2 separate regions of the Homo sapiens genome follow, and region 1 is linked to region 2. The links are chromatin contacts, found by Hi-C in ENCODE. All regions are on one chromosome and are shown on one strand. Each heading gives the region's core, a stretch centred on a gene start or an enhancer-like site at or near the end of the contact. The rest is flanking DNA. Distances are from core to core; before and after follow the strand shown.

The links. A loop is a pair of places that touch in the nucleus more often than their neighbours do. Pooled maps may share reads with other maps.
Region 1: a map of heart left ventricle shows a loop between it and region 2 (2.8-fold over the local background). The contact joins the promoter of LINC01626 here to the enhancer-like site in region 2. A Hi-C loop is called at or near these places in 2 of 168 maps with a recorded cell type or tissue (heart left ventricle and posterior cingulate gyrus) and 2 of 50 pooled maps.

Annotation. Positions count from the first base shown.
Region 1 is chr6:71,417,008-71,423,572 of GRCh38, forward strand. It overlaps LINC01626 (long intergenic non-protein coding RNA 1626), which reads left to right and starts at 4,020. Exons shown (of 8, transcript NR_121615.1): 1 at 4,020-4,094. It overlaps LINC00472 (long intergenic non-protein coding RNA 472), which reads right to left and starts at 3,738. Exons shown (of 3, transcript NR_121614.1): 1 at 3,059-3,738; 2 at 313-385.
Region 2 is chr6:71,296,846-71,303,849 of GRCh38, forward strand. It overlaps OGFRL1 (opioid growth factor receptor like 1), which reads left to right. Exons shown (of 7, transcript NM_024576.5): 7 at 4,541-7,004. The coding sequence ends at 5,204. The region is part of intron 3 of LOC124901339 (a long non-coding RNA gene); the gene reads right to left. Among named protein-coding and RNA genes, the nearest start is that of OGFRL1, 12 kb to the left of the region's middle. Within about 2 kb of position 3,411, at least 2 of the 41 ENCODE cell types and tissues checked have a DNase peak (open chromatin) inside an H3K27ac peak, as active enhancers do.

The DNA.
Region 1 (6,565 bases), core at 2,770-5,269, 120 kb after region 2:
CTTTAGGACTAAAGTTTTTGAAATCTGAGGCTTGAAGGATGTTGAAGGGACAGCCCTCCATCCACCATTCTTGTCTGTTCTCTCTCAGGTCATCCGTCCCTTAGGGTCCATTTCCAATCATTTGCTTGAAACGGTATATCCCTAGTTGAACAGAACGCTGGGACTGCCACTCCCACAAATCACCAACAGGTTAAGGAGGATGGTGGGAGTATCCCACTAGTAGGAGGGGTCTGTGAACTGTGGTCTCTTGAGCCTTGTGTCCCAAAGCAGCCTTAACTCTGCTTGTAGGTGGTATATTCTATGTTGATTTACCTGCAGAGGTGGTTTCATGAAGGGTTCCCTGGCCACATGGCCCAACTAAGAGATGATGCCAACATGTCTGGTGCTGTAGGGGAAATGATCAGAGCAGTGAGCATCTGGGGAGATTTTAATGTTCCTGGAAGAAAGCAACATGAGCATTACAACTGTGGCAAGAAAACTCTAACACTAATTCTTAAAATTTAGTGTAATTAACTCTCACTTCTGAAGGAGTTCATTAACCCATTTATGCCAGAGGTTGCACATTTTTTTGCGAAAAATCAGACCTTGGCAATGACCTCGAGCCGTAGGATATAAATAACTCCCACAAGCTCAGCATTCCAATAATGGAACACTAGGCATAAATGGGTTTTATGAACAGAAATTCTAGGTTCTGTTCACAGACATTCTGATTATGTAAATGTGGGATGTGCCCAGGATTTTGAAGTTTTGTAAGCACTACAGGTGATTCTGACACAGGTGATCTAAGGACTACACTCTGAGATAAACTGCTGTGATCTCTTACAAGATAGCCCAGCCAGCAAATCTGCACAGAGGAGAACCCATATTCTACAAAAATAGCCTGTTCAAATATCAATGCTAAGTTCTAGGTTGAGTGGTTACTTTGAAATAAGGCCACTAGGCTTTCCAGAAGTTGCCAGGTTTACAAATGGTGAAGTGGTGGGGGGGCGTTAGTATTTTCCTGATGTCACCAAATAGACCCTCAGAGGAATAAGGGCATCTCTCACTGCAGTCCACATTCCACATTATACCTCTTCTACACAAAGTGATTGTCTAGAGTGAAGACCTTCTTGGCAAGATGCTACTTCCAGTGCTTAATTTACATTTGGTGATACACTGACAATAATTTTTCCTCACTGTGGATTTTGATTTCAAAAGGTATACTTTCCTTCATGTAACTAAATTGGTTTATTTCAAGCTATTTTAAAAATGAATTTAAAAACAGCATTCAAGTGAGATATTATGGTTACGATTAGGCCATTTAATTAGACATCCAATCACAATGCAAACAGCTACTGATTATTTAAGAAATATACCTTTACAAACGTTCGTGTTCTTCAAACAAAACTAGGTCATAAAATGTACTACGTTAAATCAATACTGCTATCTTTCTCCTAGAAACCCTATCACTTGTCTTTGTCTCTTTTCAAATGCGTATACCTGTTTTAAAGCATAAACATTTAGGCTAGATACTGGAACTAAGCTCTGTTTTTCTGCCAGTTCTTTCTTTGATACTTTCATTCTCTCCACTAAAGCATGATCATCATTCTCTTTAAGGATGAACAAGATGGACTTTTAATTATTGTCATCTGAGTATTTTATTCAGCAAATATTGGTTGAGTATCTATACTTATGCACTTACTTTTGTAAAACACTTTTGTTGCTATAAGCTCCATGAAGAGAAAATGCCCAGTGGAGTACCTGAAATCTAGAATTCACTCTCATGAAATGGTGAGAAAACTGAAAGACTTTGTCATTTACAGAACAAAATAATTTCTCCTGTATACACTACTGACAAAGTACACATGCATTATTTAAGAGAATTTTGGTTATGAAAAATGTGTGATTTTACTGTTTAGAGAAAAAAATGCAGGTTATCATGATAACCAAAAGTTTACACACCATTGTCTTGCAATACAATCTGTGACGACAATATTTCAATACCATTGCCGGACTAAACCTTTAACATTAATTATTTATCAAAATTATACATGCCACTAACACATCTCAACAAAGAAGATTATGTAAGTGAGCTGCCTTGGCGTCAGTAATACTGAACACAGTAGCTATTTTCAATCCTTCATTAAAATTAGATCAAGATGTACTTGCATTATGTGTTGCTGTTCCTGTAAGGAAGACTTACATTAGTTTTAAGATTTACTTTGGGTATAAGTGACATTTTCCTCTCTTTTTTGACATTTCTTTTTCTTCTTTGTCCCCTCCTCCACTGCCCGCACCCCCCCAACCAAAAAAAGTTTTCAGTATAATACAGAAAACAAAAACACAAACACCTGCCCTGTTCACTCTCTCTTATGCATAATAAATGCTTTGTTCTCCCCCTCAACTGGATCCGGCAGGGATCGCCCGGGGGCACCTGCCACTTCACCCTCAGACTTGGCTCTCTGTCCCCACCCTGGCCCCTAGGATTCCAAATGGTGCAGCAAAATACGACAATCCTAAGGTTCGTAAAATAAGCAATGGATAGTGAAGGAAAGCCTTTAAATGTTAGTGTTTTAAAACATCAGACTTAAAAGTTACTTCTGAGTAGGCTGAAAGGTGAATCCAGGCGCATGTAAACATATCCTGGCCTATCGCTTGATAACTCGCGCACCGTGTTGAGGCCCTAGGAAAATCTCAAAAACGGAGATGTAGTCTAAAAACTGGACGACAGCATAGACCACGTTGCTGTGGCCCCACATATTACCCACGAGAAAAATCTAAGTGGTAAAGTCACTGGTCCAAGGTCAAGCTGAGCCAGTCGCAGGCAGGGCTAGTCCGCGACCTTCTAACCTTTCCATCTCCCACCCAGCCGCGCACAGGCCCTTGGTCGCGCCGGCACCCGAAGAGTTCCCACGGATACGGTTCCCAAGTCAGTGGCATGTCAGTGCCCTTCAAGCTACCGCAATTTTATTTGTTCTCCCCGCCAGCTCCATAAAGTATTAAAGGCTCTCTCCACGACTTCTTCCCAAGCCCAGGTGCCCTAAACCACTTGAGCCCACGGCGCCTAAAGCCGACTCACCCGCAGCCCGAGGTGCGGGAGCCCTCGGACGGACTCCGGCCCGCCCCGCAGTCCCCACCGGCCGCGCTGCGGCCCCGGCTGACGACGAGTCGAGAAAGTCACCCGCGATGACCGCGGACGCGAGGGGCGGGCCGCGTCGCGCCGCCCCGCGGAGGCGCCGCAAACTTTTCCCGGTTCGCAAGTTGCCGGGATCTGCGGCCGCGGACCGACTTCCTTCGCCGGCCACCGGAGGGAGGGGGCGCCCCTACCCCGGGAGGGGGCTGGGCGAGCCGGGAGACGGTCAAGTTGGGGTCGGGGGAGCGCGGGCGCTCCGCACTCTGGGGCACGCGGGGACGAGCCCGGCCGCATTGTCTGCGCGGCCTCGGAACAAGCACGGCCGGCGGTGGCACCGGCGGGCGCGGGGAGGAGTTGCCGTCCCCTTTCGCCGCCGCCGCCCACCGCGTTCTTTGTGTGTCTCTCGCCGCCCTCCAGCCGCTTCGCCGCTCGCCTGACAGCTGATGGGCTCACCGCGCCGGGTCCCGCGTCCTCTCGGCCGCAGCCGGCGGAGCCCGGCCCGGCAGGAGGAGGAGGGGAGAAGAGGAGCGTTGACAGATGCTGTCTTGGAGCGGGCACCGCCGGGGGAAAAGTCTGGACTGCCTCGGCGAGAAGCGGCCGGTAGGCAACCGGCCCCAGCCTCGCATTCGCCTCAAAGACCCCAATTGGCTAGGAGCCCTTCCCTCCGCAGCGGCTCGCGCAGCTCCGCTCTTGCGCCCCGCGCCCGGCTCAGCGGACGGACTAGCGCGCCCGGTCAAGAATCCTGGGGAACCCGCTCCGCCCCCTGGCTCCAGCGCCCTCCAATGATGTCGGCGTACAGAGGGCTGTTCCGCCCAATCAGGTGTCGGAAAGCCCAGCCAGTCCCCGGGAGTGTAGCCAATAGAAGGCGACTCCGGCAACACACCCGCCCTGATCCACTAGGAACAAACCGCTCCGAGCCCGGGTGGTGGGACCGATCCTGGAGCCCAGATCAAGCCAAGTCCGGCCAAAGCTGTGTCGCAAAGTAAGAATCTGAAGACAGGTCCGGTGCTTAAATGACTATTATTCTAAAGAGTTGAAGATGGGAACGGTGGACGCACAAAATCTTTACCCTCGGCTTAAAACGCCTTTTCTGGCAAAAGTTTGTGTATGAAAGAAAGCTGAACAAACACGTTGTAGCACTGTTTAAGTGAAGGCCTTTCCTTTTAGAACACTGCTTTACAATGCCTAATCAGCCGGCGCTCAGGTTGGTGCATTCAGAGACCCGAGCGTTTGTGTTCCTAATAAGTTTGCTAGAATGTCAGGTAACTGAAGCAGGTTAGTTTCTATCCTGCCCCAAAACACAGACTGTCACTGGCACCACCATGTTGTGGTTTTTTCCATGAATGAAAATATAAGAGTTCTGTATGTAAATCATCTTTATTGTGAACTTTATTTCTATAATAAAGTCACACAAACTATCTTTAGTGGAAGTTGGATGAAATACCGGAAAAGAAGAATGTAGAGATAGATGATAGATATGTAGGATATCTCTATCCATCTGCCACCCATCTATCTATCAAGAAAGGACTTGAGTAAAGCACTGGCTATAAACGACTGTACCTTTTGATCACAGGACCTTACAAATAATAGGCACACTAGTTATTTGTTTATTTGATTTGAATAGGATGACTCATTTGTTACTGTTCATATGAAGTTTATAAACTTCATTGAGTTGTTTACTGAAAGTGGACTACACCATGACGAAAACAGTATTTGGCAACACATATTTGCATCTTTTAAAATAAAATTACACTTATTTGTACTTCAAATAGTTACGTCAGTTTATTTCTTCGGGTAATAAACTGTGCATTTAAAAATTTTTGTACACATGTGGCATGTTCCTTCTTTATAAATTATTTTGATGACCAAATACATTTTTTAAAGGGTGATCTGTACAATGAACGGAAAGAAGAGAGAGATCTCAAACAAGAAAAATATGGCTATATTACCTCCTTGCTTTCGTGATTGAAACTCACCATGACTTACCACATTAAGTTCGGGGGATAACATGACCCCTGAAATAAAGTTTTATCAACAGATCCAGGTTCTGGATTGACCTTGAGCCAATCTCTTAATGACTAACTCTGTTACAAGAGAACAATACGCCTGGCTCTACCTGCCTCCTTGGGGTGCTGTAAGATCCCTCCAAGATAGTGTTTGTCAAGCACTTTGCTTTCTGTAAAATACTGTGCCAAGTGCAGAACAGTCTTAAATGTGTTATTATTCTCTGTTTATTATCAGAACATTAATATTTCCTCGACTGCACATTTTTTCAACTGAAGTATATTTTTGAGCCCATCAGTTTTCTCTCAAAATAGATCTGAATGAAACTCCTGCCTGTTCATTCTAGATCAAAGCAGTACTTTCAGGGTTTCTTTCTCTTTTTTAATGAAGAGGATGTTAGAAGAGAAGAATACTGAGGAAAGAATTCTGGATGGAAAACGTTCGAGAAATTTTATTCACTCTTAGTGTATTCCTCTTAGTATATTCCTCAAAAACAAGATGTATCATAATGTCCAGTTTAATACTCTGTTCATAATGTTTAAAAACTTAAGCAAGTTTCAATGTATATGCTTAAAATAAGTTAACGTATCCCATGTCTGCTAATATAGTTTTAGATGGAAGTTGTAAATGGCTGGGTCAAAGTTATACCCATAAATCAATTACTGAATTTTAAATTTTGGGGGCATTTATTGAAGATTCACTTATCACTTTTGTACTTGTCAAAGAGGAAAATAAATGTGTATTTTTAGATTCCATGTGTCATAATATGTTTACTTTTTCCCAGAATATGGAGTCTAGTACAGAAGTTTAATTACTACTTCAAACAAATGTACATATGGTAACACTAGAATGTAAAATTTGCTGAATTTAGTTGAACCAGCAGTTGTAATTTTCAGTTAATTAACTGTATGTATTTCATTTTCTGAGTGAAAATTGTGGAAGAATTTATCAATATGAATATGCATGATTTACTAAGTATAGTTAAGTCAAAACCAGTGTGTGGTAATTTCCTGATAATCGACAAGTCCATACCCATTTATTACATGGAAATGAATATTTCAGTGATTGTCTGGGTAATATTTGTGATTTCACTGTGGTGATGTTTCATTCACTAACTGATATTTTCAGTTTTTCATCAGCGATTTTCTCATCAGTTGTCCAAAATGGAACAAAAGAGCTGAAGCTATTTTAGAGAGCTGTCAGTTTTAGCACATTTTTAAATGTTTATGAGAGAAATTGACTTTGGGGTCGGTTTTAGGATTTATAAAGATGGTTTTAAAAAAATACATAGACATAGACATTGGTAAAGGTAATTAAAAAAATACATATACATCTTTTATAAGTTGCCTCACATGATCTGTGGTAATATGACTATAATATTATTTTCTCTGTATCTTTACATTTAATTTGCTATCATCTTAAGATTGCTTCATCAGTGAATATAACGAA
Region 2 (7,004 bases), core at 2,161-4,660:
GGCCAGCACAGTTATTTTCCCTTGGTCAGAGTTCTCTATGAAACGCAGGAACAACTAGCAGATGAGATGGGCCCAGGAATTTGGATTAAAAAGCTAGTCTGAAATGCATTACATTCCTGTACCACATTCTAAAACAAAACAAAACAACAACAAAAAGGAACAAAATTCTAGGTAGAAACACAGCTATTCAGCTTCAGACCTGTTTCTCCCTGAAACCTTCCTATTGCCCACAGCCAAATGTTGCTTCTCTCCCTCCTCCTTATGCCACATTTCTTTGAGTTTATTGTTATTGCTTGTGTACAATTCTGTGTATTCCTTCTTGTAGGCTGTAAGCTTCTTGGGGCACAATCTGTTTCTAAGCATAATGCCTTCTTAAGATTAAATTCATGCATTAAGCCTATGATGTATAAAAATCATTTTATAAGAATGAGATGGGCCCATAGTTTTTACTAAAAGAGAGAGAAAATTACACTTGTCTTCACTATTAAGGTAAAAAACAAAAACTCATTTTTGGGTAATAAGTCCCAAAACTTATGAAGAACATTTTAACATAGTTTATTTGGAATTGTTTTGCTGTATTCATTTGGTTGGATGTTTATAACTTTTGTTAATACTCATAACCAAAGTTTATTTTTCTTGATATTTTCTTCATATTCACTGTCTATTTTCTTTTTAATTATAGTTAAATTTTAACTAATTATAGTTACATTTAAACTAATCATAGTTGAATTATTTATGAATGCTGGCCTATACAGCCACCAGCTTTAAAGTACTTTTAAGCATATTATAATTAGCTAAACTGAGCAAGTACTAAGAGCAAAAAAATTAAAACTAACCTAAGCAATTTTCCTTTGGCCACAGCAGTCTACGTTTTGTGCATCAGTTAACTATTTTTTTATGTGTTTTTATAGAACTTTCACCTTGCTTTGGTAAGATGGGTATAAATATATATATTTTTAATTTTATTATTATTATACTTTAAGTTTTAGGGTACATGTGCACAACGTGCAGGTTAGTTACATATGTATACACGTGCCATGTTGGTGTGCTGCACCTATTTACTCGTCATTTAGCATTAGGTATATCTCCTAATGCTATCCCTCCCCCCTCCCCCCACCCCACAACAGACCCCGGTGTGTGATGTTCCCCTTCCTGTGTCCATGTGTTCTCATTGTTCAATTCAGATGGGTATAAATATTAATGTTATAAGAAGTAAAAAGCCTTCTTTTTACTTTATTACTTATAATCAATGATATTAAAATGGTAGTTTGTACTAAAACGCTAAAGATATGGGCATAAAGCTTTATATTCCTGACTAGAAGATCCATTAACTCATAACTCAAATTTGACTTATGTAGGGCACTTAAAGCATAGGTATATATACCTCTACCTAAGCAATACAGGTAGCTAGCTCTGGACAGAGTTTCTAAACACTTATATTACACTGTGAAAGAGCTACATGCCAGCAGCCTATTGACATGAAAGACAGCAATAGTAACAGTAAATCTTTTGAAAGGATTTGATAGTACCTCATCTTTCATGTACTTAACGACTATCATTTTAGATACCTCAAACTTGTTATTTTTGGTTGGAATAGCAATCTTGCTTAATAAATTTTTATTGAATGAATAAATGATTAACAAAATATGGTCTTCAGCTTAAATCCTCCTTGGAGTTTTGTTATCATATCCTCTGATTTATAGGTGGAAACAGAGTCTCTTTTTAAGGCTTTAATTAAATGATTTCCAGGGTTGAGGCAGGGGAAGGGAGCCTGAACTAAGTCACTTCTCACTCCTCTGCCCCATCCTTTCTTTCTGCCACCTATTGTCAGCATAGAGCTTTTCCAGCTGTGAATTAACTGCCTTAGAATCTGCCAGAAAACACTCTGTTTCTTCTCTAGTTTAGTTGCAAAAAATCTTTACTGACTAGATTTGAACAAATGATAGAGGATTCTATGAAAACGTCTGTTCTATTTTCTTCTTCAATTGGGTCCTTTTCTGACTTATTCTTAAATGTCATAACTTATTTGTATTTTAATGTATATGGCATCTTGAGTAGTTTACAGTAGGCAGGGAACTCAATATATTTATAGTAGCTAAGCAGAGGAAAAATATTGAATCAAAGTAAAATAAAATAACATTGAGTGAACAAGCGACCTTGACTAAAAGAGGCAAAATATTTTCAGACATGAGAGTACAAATATATGGACCAACCACTAAGAGGTGTTTTCAATTTTGTTTGTAATCAACTTGGATTACTGAGCCATATTTAGACCCTGGGGAGCCTTTTAACTTTTATTTTTTGTTTCCTGGTTCTCACCTTGTATGTCTTCTCTCTTTACCTACCTAGACTTCTTGCAATTTCAACACTATTTGCTACCCTTAACCTCTGTCTGGAACCTCAGCTTCTTTCTTTTTCCTATAGTGTAACCCTAAGATGGTTTATACATTATAAGGATTTTTGCCACTCTCTTCTATACCATTTAGTCTTTCACTATGACATTTATTACAAATCATACTGAAACACCCAATTGCTTTATTTTGTAGTTTTGTTCTGGGATACTCATCATCATTTTTTAACCCAAGTCTTTTTCCTTTTATACTGTTGTGTAAATATTTTTAATTGGAGCATATATAGATATAGTAAATGTGTACAGAAATTTTAACTTCAGCATTCATCTAAGATTGGCTATATAAAATTGAGCTGGTTGCAAATATAGTAAATTTTGTTTAGTCATAGAGCTCCTCTTTTTTAAAAAAAGAATTCTTCCACCTTTTTATACATCTTTTTCTCATAGATATATGAGGCAGAATTGCCCAAGGGTTTTGTCAGTAAGTATTTAGAGTATGCAAACTCCATAGGAATGTAACAACTAAGTTGTTCCTGCTGTTAGTGACACATTGTCTTAACTGTACCCAAATTTGTATTGTCTCAAGAGTGTTACTTCCTATTCAAAAATACAGATGTGTAAAACTGAGACATCTGTGCTGCATTTTACCCTCTGGGCTTCACAGTTGAATGTTAAGACAATAATTTTTTAGTAAACATCCAGAAAGATGAAGATGATGAACTGTTGGGCTTAGCTTTTCCAGTGTTTGGTTAGTATGAATCATTAAGGTTTTTGTTTTGTCCAAAGAAACTTTCTCATTGAAACATAAGACCATGGAACCATACTCTGCCATCCCTTAATTCATCAACATCTTTCTCCCTGCTTCCCAAGTAATTTGCTAATTATTTCAAAGTAAAATCTTCAAGCATTTTTGGAAGCTAGGACAGGTATATATAATGTTTGCAGAAAGTTCCATGTCTGAGATATAAAACAGGCTTTAGGAAGTTAGAAATAAGTGATGGTTATTGTTATGTGGCAATATTGGGTAAATAAATACCTGGGCTGTTGACAACACCTATGATTAATACATGTGGCTGATGATTCTTTTGGAATTTGACCAGGCATGTGTAATAAAGCAAAGATTGAGCTGAGTGAGTTTGGGGAGTTACATTATGAATTGTGACAAAATAGATTTGGAAAACATTCATCCAGTAATGGCATTAGTTTTGTGATAGAGAGGAAAGATGTTAGTGTAATCTGGGGGAAAATGTACCCTTGGAATCAAGACCATTAGAAATAAGATTTAAAATTATCAGATAGGGAAAGAGGAGGAAAGAATGACCAGAGATTGAAGAAAATTAGGTTAAGTTGGATAGGTACAAATATGGTGGTCCCTAATCTCGTATCTTTAAATGATAATACTAATAGTTTTAAATAGTATCTAGTACTTATCGAGTTCTATATACCCAGCATGTGTATCATCTCATTTGATTCTTACAACAGTCCTGTAAGTTGTGGGCACTTTTCCCCATTTTACAGATGAGGATATTGAGACATAGAGAAACATAGTTTCACTTAGCTGCTAAGTTACAGAGCCAGGGTGTGAACTCAGGTCTGACTCCAAAGCCCATGCTCTTAACTGTTAAACTAAGCTCTGCTAAATAAGTCAGTTTTGTGTCCTTTGTCAGAACTGTTTTAGCAAAGTAGAGTAGTTTTTGCCGCCATCCTTATGAGTTGGCTTACGTGGTGGATTTTGCTTATCAGCTGGCACTATAAATTGTACCAGTCAGCTGTTAGCTAATGTGTTTATGTTTAGCAATGGTTACCTCTGATGAGTACAGTACATTGATGTTGGTGCAAATAAATGCTCTGTTAGATCATTCATCTTCAGTGTATTTTCAGTAATAAGCAACAATTTGACAGTGGTAATAAATTTAAACCTAAATATTTTTCTAATATGAAGAACTCAACAGACAAGGGAAGTTTATTTTATACATTTGACTTTCACATAGATTGACATTACATTGTGGCCTAAGGATTTAATACCCTCTGGTTTATTCTTAATGGTATCAAATATGGCATTAGGAAGTCATTACACAGCATATTTCCATGGCTTACATTTCCATAAAAAATATTTTCCCAATAGTTTTCATTCTCCTGCCTTCCTACACCTGATTTCCCCCACTCATTTTATTCAATCCTCTCTTCCAGGTCCCAGCACAACTATTTAAGAATCACTCGTATTCTTAAAAGCCTTGGTGAGCTTGGATATGAAAGTTTTAAATCTCCTCTTGTAAAATTTATTCTTCATGAAGCTCTTGTGGAGAATACTATTCCCAATATTAAGCAGAGTGCTCTAGAGTATTTTGTTTATACAATTAGAGACAGAAGAGAAAGGAGAAAGCTCCTGCGGTTCGCCCAGAAACACTACACGCCTTCAGAGAACTTTATCTGGGGACCGCCTCGAAAAGAACAGTCGGAGGGAAGCAAAGCCCAGAAAATGTCTTCCCCTCTCGCCTCCAGTCATAACAGTCAAACTTCTATGCACAAAAAAGCCAAGGACTCCAAAAATTCCTCCTCAGCTGTTCATTTAAATAGCAAAACAGCTGAAGACAAAAAAGTGGCACCAAAAGAGCCTGTGGAAGAGACAGACAGGCCCAGCCCAGAGCCCAGCAATGAAGCTGCCAAGCCAAGAAATACAGAGAAGGACAGTAATGCTGAGAACATGAATTCTCAACCTGAGAAAACAGTTACTACTCCCACAGAAAAAAAGGAGAGTGTATCTCCTGAGAATAACGAAGAAGGTGGAAATGATAACCAAGACAATGAAAATCCTGGAAATACAAATTGCCATGATGTTGTACTAGTACAGTGAATTATCAGAAAACCCAGAAGCCAGTTTAGGCTAGAGAGGAAAAAACTACTGTATCATTTATCCTAAAGAACAGAGATGAGGTCAATTTCAAATTTTAGCCATCTGTTTGTGATTTCTGTCATAAGCATTTTGTTGTTTGTTTTTTTATTTTGGATGACAATGAATTGAATATCTAATAAGGAGATTTAAGATAAGACCCAATAAATGAATGTATTCTGTAATGCTTTTAGGATGTGAATTTTCAAATTTTGTATATAATAATTACTTTGAGAATATTTTCAGAGTATCTAGAAATTACCATGTAGTATTTGGTATACAAAATACATTCTTTTGAGACATTATAGTCTACATGAAGGAAATCAAGAGGATAATTTCATTGGATTGCTACACTTTTACCTGATTTATGGCTTTATTTTACTTTATTTTATTTTATTATTATTTTTTGAGACGGAGTCTCTGTTGCCCAGGCTGGAGTGCAGTGGCATGATCTCGGCTCACTGCAACCTCTGCCTCCTGGACTCAAACGATTCTCCTGCCTCAGCCTCCTGAGTAGCTGGGATTACAGGCGTGTGCCACCACGCCTGGCTAATTTTTGTATTTTTAGTAGAGACGGGGTTTCACCATGTTGGTCAGGCTGGTCTCAAACTCCTGACCTCATGATCCACCCGCCTCGGCCTCCCAAAGTGCTGGGATTACAGGCATGAGCCACCATGTCTGGCTGATTAATTTTTTTTTTAACTGTAAGAGTTTGATCTTTTCAAATGTGTTCAGAAACTAATTTGGATTCTTTGATTCTAGTATCTCAACGTGTTTATTTTTAGATTCTGATAAGTGAAATGGATGTCCTTGTGGAGCTCTGGCCTCCCCAGCTTATCTATCAGTCCTGCTGTCCTCACCTCCTTGCCTCTTTCCATGCTTACCCTTAAGCCACCATCTTTCTCAGCTAGCGTGTGTGTTTCTAGTGTAGTTGGCCCTCCATATTCAGGGGTCCAGCATCTGTGGATTCAACCAACCGCAGATTGAAAATATTTGTTGGAAAAAATGGATGGTTACATCTCTACTAAATATGTGCAGTCCTTTTATTTGTCATTATTCTCTAAACAATACAGTATAACAACTATTGACATAGCATTTATATTGTATGTATTAGGTATTGTAAGTAATTTAGAGATGATTTAAAGTATTTTACATAAGGGACTTGAGCATTCCTAGATTTTGGTAACTGCAGAGGGTCCTGGAACCAACCCCCTACAGATATCAAGGGACCACTATACACATTAGGATGATCTATATTGAAATCTACATGGAACAGAGTGGGACTTCTAATTGTATGACTTCAAGATTTTGCTTTGTTTAAATTAATAACTGTTTTCAGAATTAAGTGCTTAAAAACAAATTTGATTGAAAAGTTCAAGACAAGAATTTTGCTCTCTATGGCTGTTCCATATAAATTTGATGGTTGATTCTGAATGTAAATGACTGAAGAATTAAAAAATAAGAAATTCCTTTTTAAAAGGCATGCCTCTTGCACTGTGAACAAGACAGTAGTCCCTTAAACCATGAATATGTCAGTGTTCTATGGATTACGAAATTAGTAATGTTGCTTAGCCCAAACGTGTTTTTTAAAAAGTATAGTTTTGTACATCTCTAAGTTATCAAACTTCAAAATTGAGAACAAATTTAAAAGTCCATATATGCAACTCTAGTAAGCACTTAATAGGTTACATAGCACTGGTTAAGAACAATTAATTTTGTTTCTATATTATTACTAATTATTATTACAAATCAAAAAACACTGTG